2 separate regions of the Mus musculus genome follow, and region 1 is linked to region 2. Evidence: chromatin contacts called from ENCODE Hi-C data. All regions are on one chromosome and are shown on one strand. The core of a region is the stretch at or near the end of the contact, and the rest is flanking DNA. Distances in the headings are between cores, read along the strand shown.

What was found. A loop is a pair of places that touch in the nucleus more often than their neighbours do.
Region 1: a loop to region 2 is called in a map of T-helper 2 cell, with 9 times the contacts of the local background. The contact joins the promoter of Aim2 here to the promoter of Slamf1 in region 2. A Hi-C loop is called at or near these places in 2 of 37 maps with a recorded cell type or tissue (T-helper 2 cell and regulatory T cell).

The regions. Positions count from the first base shown.
Region 1 is chr1:173,419,233-173,422,414 of GRCm38, forward strand. It overlaps Aim2 (absent in melanoma 2), which reads left to right and starts at 1,372. Exons shown (of 9, transcript NM_001013779.2): 1 at 1,372-1,454.
Region 2 is chr1:171,765,711-171,769,178 of GRCm38, forward strand. It overlaps Slamf1 (signaling lymphocytic activation molecule family member 1), which reads left to right and starts at 1,422. Exons shown (of 7, transcript NM_013730.4): 1 at 1,422-1,592. The coding sequence starts at 1,517.

The DNA.
Region 1 (3,182 bases), core at 122-2,621, 1.7 Mb after region 2:
GAGGAGAAACTCTGCTGAGGCTTGTAAAAAGGAAACTGAAAACTAGCATTTGCTTGGGCAGAGCCTTAATATATAATTATTTTGCCCCAGCATCAGGGTTTAGGACTCAGCTATAGGGCCAGGACTAGCCAAGCTTCAAAGTGAAAGAAGATAGTTGAGAGTACTTTCTGCTTTCTGTCTCCCAAGACCTGATTTTCATGATTTTCATGTCCTACTACTCATAGTGAAAATCTTTGTGAGGCGGATGGTTTGAACTCTCAGGACATACACCAGTCCCTGAGTTGAGAACTAAGGCTGCTTTGGAGAGAAGAAAATCCCCTGAGGTAAGTAAGATATGTCAGAAGTTTTCTAGAGAAAGCTTTAGGACCATTTTGCTAATCAGTAAATTAAGAGGAAAGAGAGTCCTGGGTTTCTGAGGTTAGAAAGAGGGATTAGTATTGACTGTATTCTAGAAAAGAATAAGGCTGCAGGAAGCCTGGTTCTAAACCTTCAGTTGACTGAGGAACAGAAGTTATCTTTTATTGCACCACAACTGAGACCTTTACAAAAGAAAGTGCATTTGGCCGTGGCAGGAATTAGAATATATTGTTCAGAGGGTTGACCCAGACTGAGCCTAAAAGGAACTCTGATTTTCTGGGTGTGTTGGTCTGTAGGTGTTTTATTGACATGAATTTATATTTAGAAGAGGGCTTTTGATTTCTAGCTGAAGGGGGAAGAAACATAGGGGCCAGGGAGCTATTTCTCGATAAAAGGTGAGAATAATGGCATGACAGAAAGCCTGTGATGTAACGTTAGCTTGAAAGCATCAGAGCTCAAAATTCTAAGTAACCTTAATCTAAGAAGAAAATATCTAATAAAAAAAATGTGGGGAAAAAAAAACCCAGCATGGTAGTAACACAAAAGAACAATTAAAAAAAAATCAGACACGGAATCAAATAGAAAAAAAAAAAAAAAAAAAAGAAAGAAATGCCAAGCAGATAATGTTACTCCATAATCCCAAATGTTCAAGTGACATGGCATCTTTTAAAAATTATATGTGCTTTTAATCTCTATTTCCTTTACTTTATTAGGTAATAGCAAGTTTATTTCAGTCTAGTTCCAATTGGATCCTGCTTTCCCATTTCCATAGTTAAATCCCTGGAATTTGGGGGAAGGATCATTCCTATGGTATCTGTTGAGGTTTGAATATATGCCGGCTGGTGGCTCCGGAAGGTCTTGGGACTTTCACAAGGAGGAACTTACTGGAGAAACCTTATTGGAGGAAGTGGGTCACTGAGGGCGGCCTGTGAGAGGTGATAGGCGGTCTCACTTGTAACTCTGTTTCTTTGTCTGAGCAAGAATCACAACCTGCCTGCTTCCTGTCCTGCCTGCTTCCTGTCCTGTCTGCCGCCATGCTTCCTTAACTAGCTGCTAGGTTTTTTCCTTGTCGTGATGAAATCCACCCTCATGGACCTGTAAGTAAAATTAAAACCTACTTCTCCCCTATGTTGCTAATGTTCATGACATTTTATCAAAACAGAAAAGAAACTAATACAGCAAAATGCTGGGTCCTGTTTACATATCCAATTCTGTCTTTTGCGGGGAACTGAAAAGAGATATTAAGGAAAAGTGATTGCTAAGAGATATTTAAGGAAAAGTGATTGCTACTTCCTGTTATTTTTGTTGTTAGAGGTGGAATTATATCTGTGTGGCTATATTCTTTTAGTTTTTTTGAAAGATTACTTTCTTGCTTTTTTCTAGGGTGTAGTTTCCCTCTTGTGTTGGTGTTTTCCATCTATTATACTTTGTAGGGCCGGATTTATGAGAAAATATTGTGTAAATTTGGTTATGTCATGGAATATTTTGGTTTCTTCATCTATGGTAATTGAGATTTTTGCTGGGTATAGTAGCCTGGGCTGCCATGTGTATTCTCTTAGGGTCTATATGAAATCTACCCAGGATCTTCTGGCTTTCATAGTCTCTGTGGAGAAGTCTGGTGTAATTCTGATAGGTCTGACTTTATGTTACTTGACCTTTTTCCCTTACCACTTTTAATATTCTTTTTTTGTTTGGTGCATTTGGTGTTTTGATTATTATGACAGGAGGAATTTCTTTTCCGGTCCAGTTTGGAGTTCTGTAGACTTCTTGTATGTTCATGAGCATCTTTTTGTTTAGGTTAGGGGAGTTTTCTTCTATATTTTTGTTGAAAATCTTTACTGGCCCTTTAAGTTGGGAATCTTCGCTCTCTTCTATACCTATTATCCTTAGGTTTGATCTTCTCATTGTGTCCTGGATTTTCTGGATGTTTTGGGTTAAGAGCTTTTTGCATTTTCTTTGACTGTTTTGTCAATATTTTCTATGGTATCTTCTGCATCTGAGATTCTGTCTTCTATCTCTTGTATTCTGTTGGTGATGCTTGCATCTATGACTCTTGATCTCTTTTGTAGGTTTTCTAACTCCAGGGTTGTCTCCCTTTGTGATTTCTTTATTGTCTCTATTTCCATTTTTAGATCTTGGATGATTTTGTTCATTTCCTTTACCTGTTTGATTGTTTTTTCCTGTAATTCTTTAAGAGATTTTTGTGTTGCCTCTTTAAGTGCTTATAGCTGTTTACTGTGTTCTCCTGTATTAAATATTCATTAATGATATTTTTAGGGTATGAAAGGATATCAATATAAAAGTTGAACACATTTTTACAGACTATTTGATTCTCAAAATGCTCAATATTATTAATATGTTTGATGTATAAAATACATTTAAATATTAAAAATTGAAGAAAAAAAAGAAACTAATACAGTAACTACTCTTTGGAACTCAGTGATAACCTTTGTGCCCTTACCGAAAGTGTGGTAAGTATTTCTAAGTATCAGAACATAGTTGTTAATTATGTTGTTCAACTTTTCTACTTTTTTGCTTTTTGTTTTATTTTATTCTTGGCTATTTAAAGCGTTAGTTACTGAAGGAAATGTTTTGTAATTTCTGACCATCATGGTACATTTGCCATTTGTTAGTGGAGAACTGTCAAATTTTGTTTACAACTGTTGACTTTATTCAATGAGGTGCTTACTGTTTAGAATTGTTGGTTATATTACCTTGATGACTTTAACATTTAATTGTTGTATAGCAACTCTGTCCTTAATGGCACTATTTGTCTTATAGTCTTCTCTGACTAATATTGATAGAGCTGCTCTAACTAGAGTTTT
Region 2 (3,468 bases), core at 172-2,671:
TCTTGAAAACTCTGATTCAATAGCCAGGTGTGGTGGTGCACACTTTTAATCTCAGCACTTGGGAAGCAGAACCAGGTGAATTGGAGACCAGTCGGGTCTACATGGTGAGTTCCAGGCCAGCAAGAACTACATAGTGAGACCCTATCTCAAAAAAAGAAAATACAATAAAACCATCAGACAAACAAACAAAGGAAAAGGGAAAAGGAAGGAAGGAAGGAAGGAAGGAAGGAAGGAAGGAAGGAAGGGAGGGAGGGAGGGAGGGAGGGAGGGAGGGAGGGAGGGAGGGAGGGAGGGAGGGAGGAAGGAAGGAAACTCCAATTTATATCATTTTTCAATTTCTATGATATTAACCCCTTATGTGGAGTTAATTCCTAGCTACCACAGTGAGGACACATCTGGGAACACACCATGCCCAATACATCATTATGAAGTTGGATACAGGAGGCAGGAGAAGAGAAAACAAAGAGAACTACAGACCAGTTTTCCTCTAACTCCAGCTCTTTCTACCCCATGACCTTTGGGGTCAAGAGTAGATTATCTGTGAATATGACAATGGATTCTAAAAGCATTAGCCTGGGGACTAGTAAGATAGCTTGGTGGATAAGGATACTTGCTGCATAGGCCTGGCAACGTGAGTTTAATTACTTGATCCCACATGATGGAAGAAAAAAGCTGATTCCTAGGGGTTGTTCTTTGACTTTCACACACACACACACACAGCCTCACCTTTCAAAGTCTCCTTTTGAGCTCCTATTCTAGTGTTCTGTTCATGGAAGTTCTTTCTTCCATCCTTTCTCCATAGCAAACCTTACAAACAACTTCTAAATTGAAGGCAACAGAGAGCTAACTTGATTCTGCCCCACTGTGCCTGTCAGGAAAATGGGCTGTTGGTCAGAGATGTCTACGCCTGTCTACTCTATCAGTTTGTGACTATAGCTCAAAGTATCACTTGCACAGGTATTCAATGAGATTATGTAACGAATCATAAGTAACAGTCCTGTCATCTCATGCCAAGTAAGTTACAAATAGAAGTTGAGCTCTGGATTCCCTAATTTGTAGGTGGTCTACTCAATGTCCGTTTTTTTCTTAGGATCCAAGAAGAGTTTACCAGACAGATCTGCTCAAAGAACTTGTGACACCCATTTCCTGGAAACAGCTTAGAAAAAAAGAGGGGTGGGGGGGGAATCACACTTCTTCCCCAAGCCAGGGTTTGACTGATGTGACATTACAGCCCCTTTCCCAACTCCCATGGGTCTGAACACCTGACTTTGGCTTCTCAAGAACAATGAAGTGATAAAGTGATTTAAGCCTGATCATAAATGAGCAATCCTGGAGGCTCAAGTAGAAAAAAAAAAAAAAACCCGGTTGAGACAGGAAGCTGGTTCAGGAACTTGTCAGCAGAGGCAGCACTTCGACGATCAGAGCTTCTTCCTTGGGGGTAACAGTAAGCAGCTGTCCTGCCGAGCTGAGCTGAGCTGAGCTCACAGCTGGGGACCCTGTCTGCGATTGCTGGCTAATGGATCCCAAAGGATCCCTTTCCTGGAGAATACTTCTGTTTCTCTCCCTGGCTTTTGAGTTGAGCTACGGAACAGGTGAGTGTCCATTTGTTTAAAGGGTTTGAGTCTTGTGTTTAGCAGTTTGGAATCAGCAGAGCCCCATGGATGGAGAAGCCAAGGGCTGGGGAGTGCTGTTCAGTTGCCTCTTCTTTAAGGAGAGTGCCTCTGGGTTTCCACTGTGTCTTTCAAAGAGGAAGAAACCTGTTGAGTTCCCTGAGCCTTGGGCTACAAGGATTTGTCCCATCTACACTAGTTTCTATGGAAACCAGAAGCTAAAGGCACCTGCTATGTCCATAGTCAGCTTCCTGGACTCAGGCTAAAATTCTGAGTAGCTGGTTTATGTGGCTACCCTTCTGGCAAAGACCCAGGCTAGGGACCAAAGCTCTGGGACACTTGACCTATACTTCTGCTGAGGAAAACGACTCTCACATGTACATCATTGGCAGACAAAGAACACCGGTCCAGTGAAAAGCAAGGGTGATAGGAGCAACAGGTAGAAGTGGGAAACCTCAGACCTTAGGCTCACACCAGACAGTGGCTGCGGTGTGGTCATGCTTTCTTATAAGAGATGACTCCAAAGCACCAAGAAGAGGAAACGTTGGGATTTTGGAGCCCAGGGTTGCTTACAGAATGGGGAAAGTGCAATCAGGAAACTTCAAGGCTCTGCAGTGGGCTCAAGTGATGGCAAAGGGTTAAAGGAGCAGGACTTCTCTCCCATCCCTCTGGTTCTTCTCTTTTCCAAGGCAAGCTGTTGTTTTCTACTTAGTGGGTGGGAACTGTAAGGAAAGGTATTGGAGAGCAACCGTGCTAAGCAGTGCATACTGGGCTAACCATGGAATGAATGGTCAACTCCATTGTAGAGTTTAATTAGATTGTGGGAGACAGCCTGGCAGAGATGGCTTTAGGAAGCGGATCGGGGAAATCCTGAGAGCCAGAGCATTTTGGTCGTGGGGGATTCATGACTGTAAATCCATTATGGACTTTTCTAAGAAAAACCCTGAAATGTGCCAGGGATTGGGGGTGGGGGGCTGTACCTAGAATCTTTTATTCAAGTCTCAGATGAGGAGACCCTTGTCTAGCTCCACTTTGAGATAATCAAACTGAGCATCTTTGGAGGTAGAGCTAAGCCCTTCTTGTTGCATACCATTTGAACCCACCATTGCTGGCTTACTTGGTGACTGTAGTAACTATGGAATGAACGTTTGGTTTTCTCCTTGTCTAACCTTGTCTGTAGCAGCTCAGATGTAGCTAGCAAATGTTCTGCTTAAGGGTAGGAGGTCACTGGCTAGTGAGCGACAGCCCAGCCCCAGGATACATACATGTCTCTCCACTTGGCAACTATTCTTTCCTTGCATTCCACGTTCTAAAATAAGCTCAATTTTTGTCAGTGTTTCTATTTATAAATGTGTACTCTTTTGTGAAACCCCATTAAAACCCAAATAGAAATACTTTGCAAATGAGACTTATCAGTCGTGTCAGGGCAACCCAGAGGAGCTTGATTCTTGTAAAAAAGTGTGCACCTTCCCATTTCTGCTCAATTTTCAGTTCCTACTCAGAACTATAAGATGCAAAAAGTGCAAACGTCCCTTCCCAAGAAAAGCAAAGGCTCCTAAAGGATAGTTGATGTCTTTATTTACAGTGAACTTCACATGTAAGTGAGTGATGTTCAAGAAGCTAGGCAGCTTCTATATGGCATCTTGACTTTAATCCAAGAGGCAGAATAAAGAGTTGCTATCTTTGGGTAAATAACTGCAAGACAAACTTTATAGAAAGCATTGTTTTAAGTGTTTTATCCTTCAAATTCTCATACCAGCCCTATGAGATTGGTGCCACCATTGCTAGAACTTTGTCACTGAAGAAAGATAAGCAGACTAGATTAACCGTTTCTCTGTACTCATGAGGCTGGATGCTA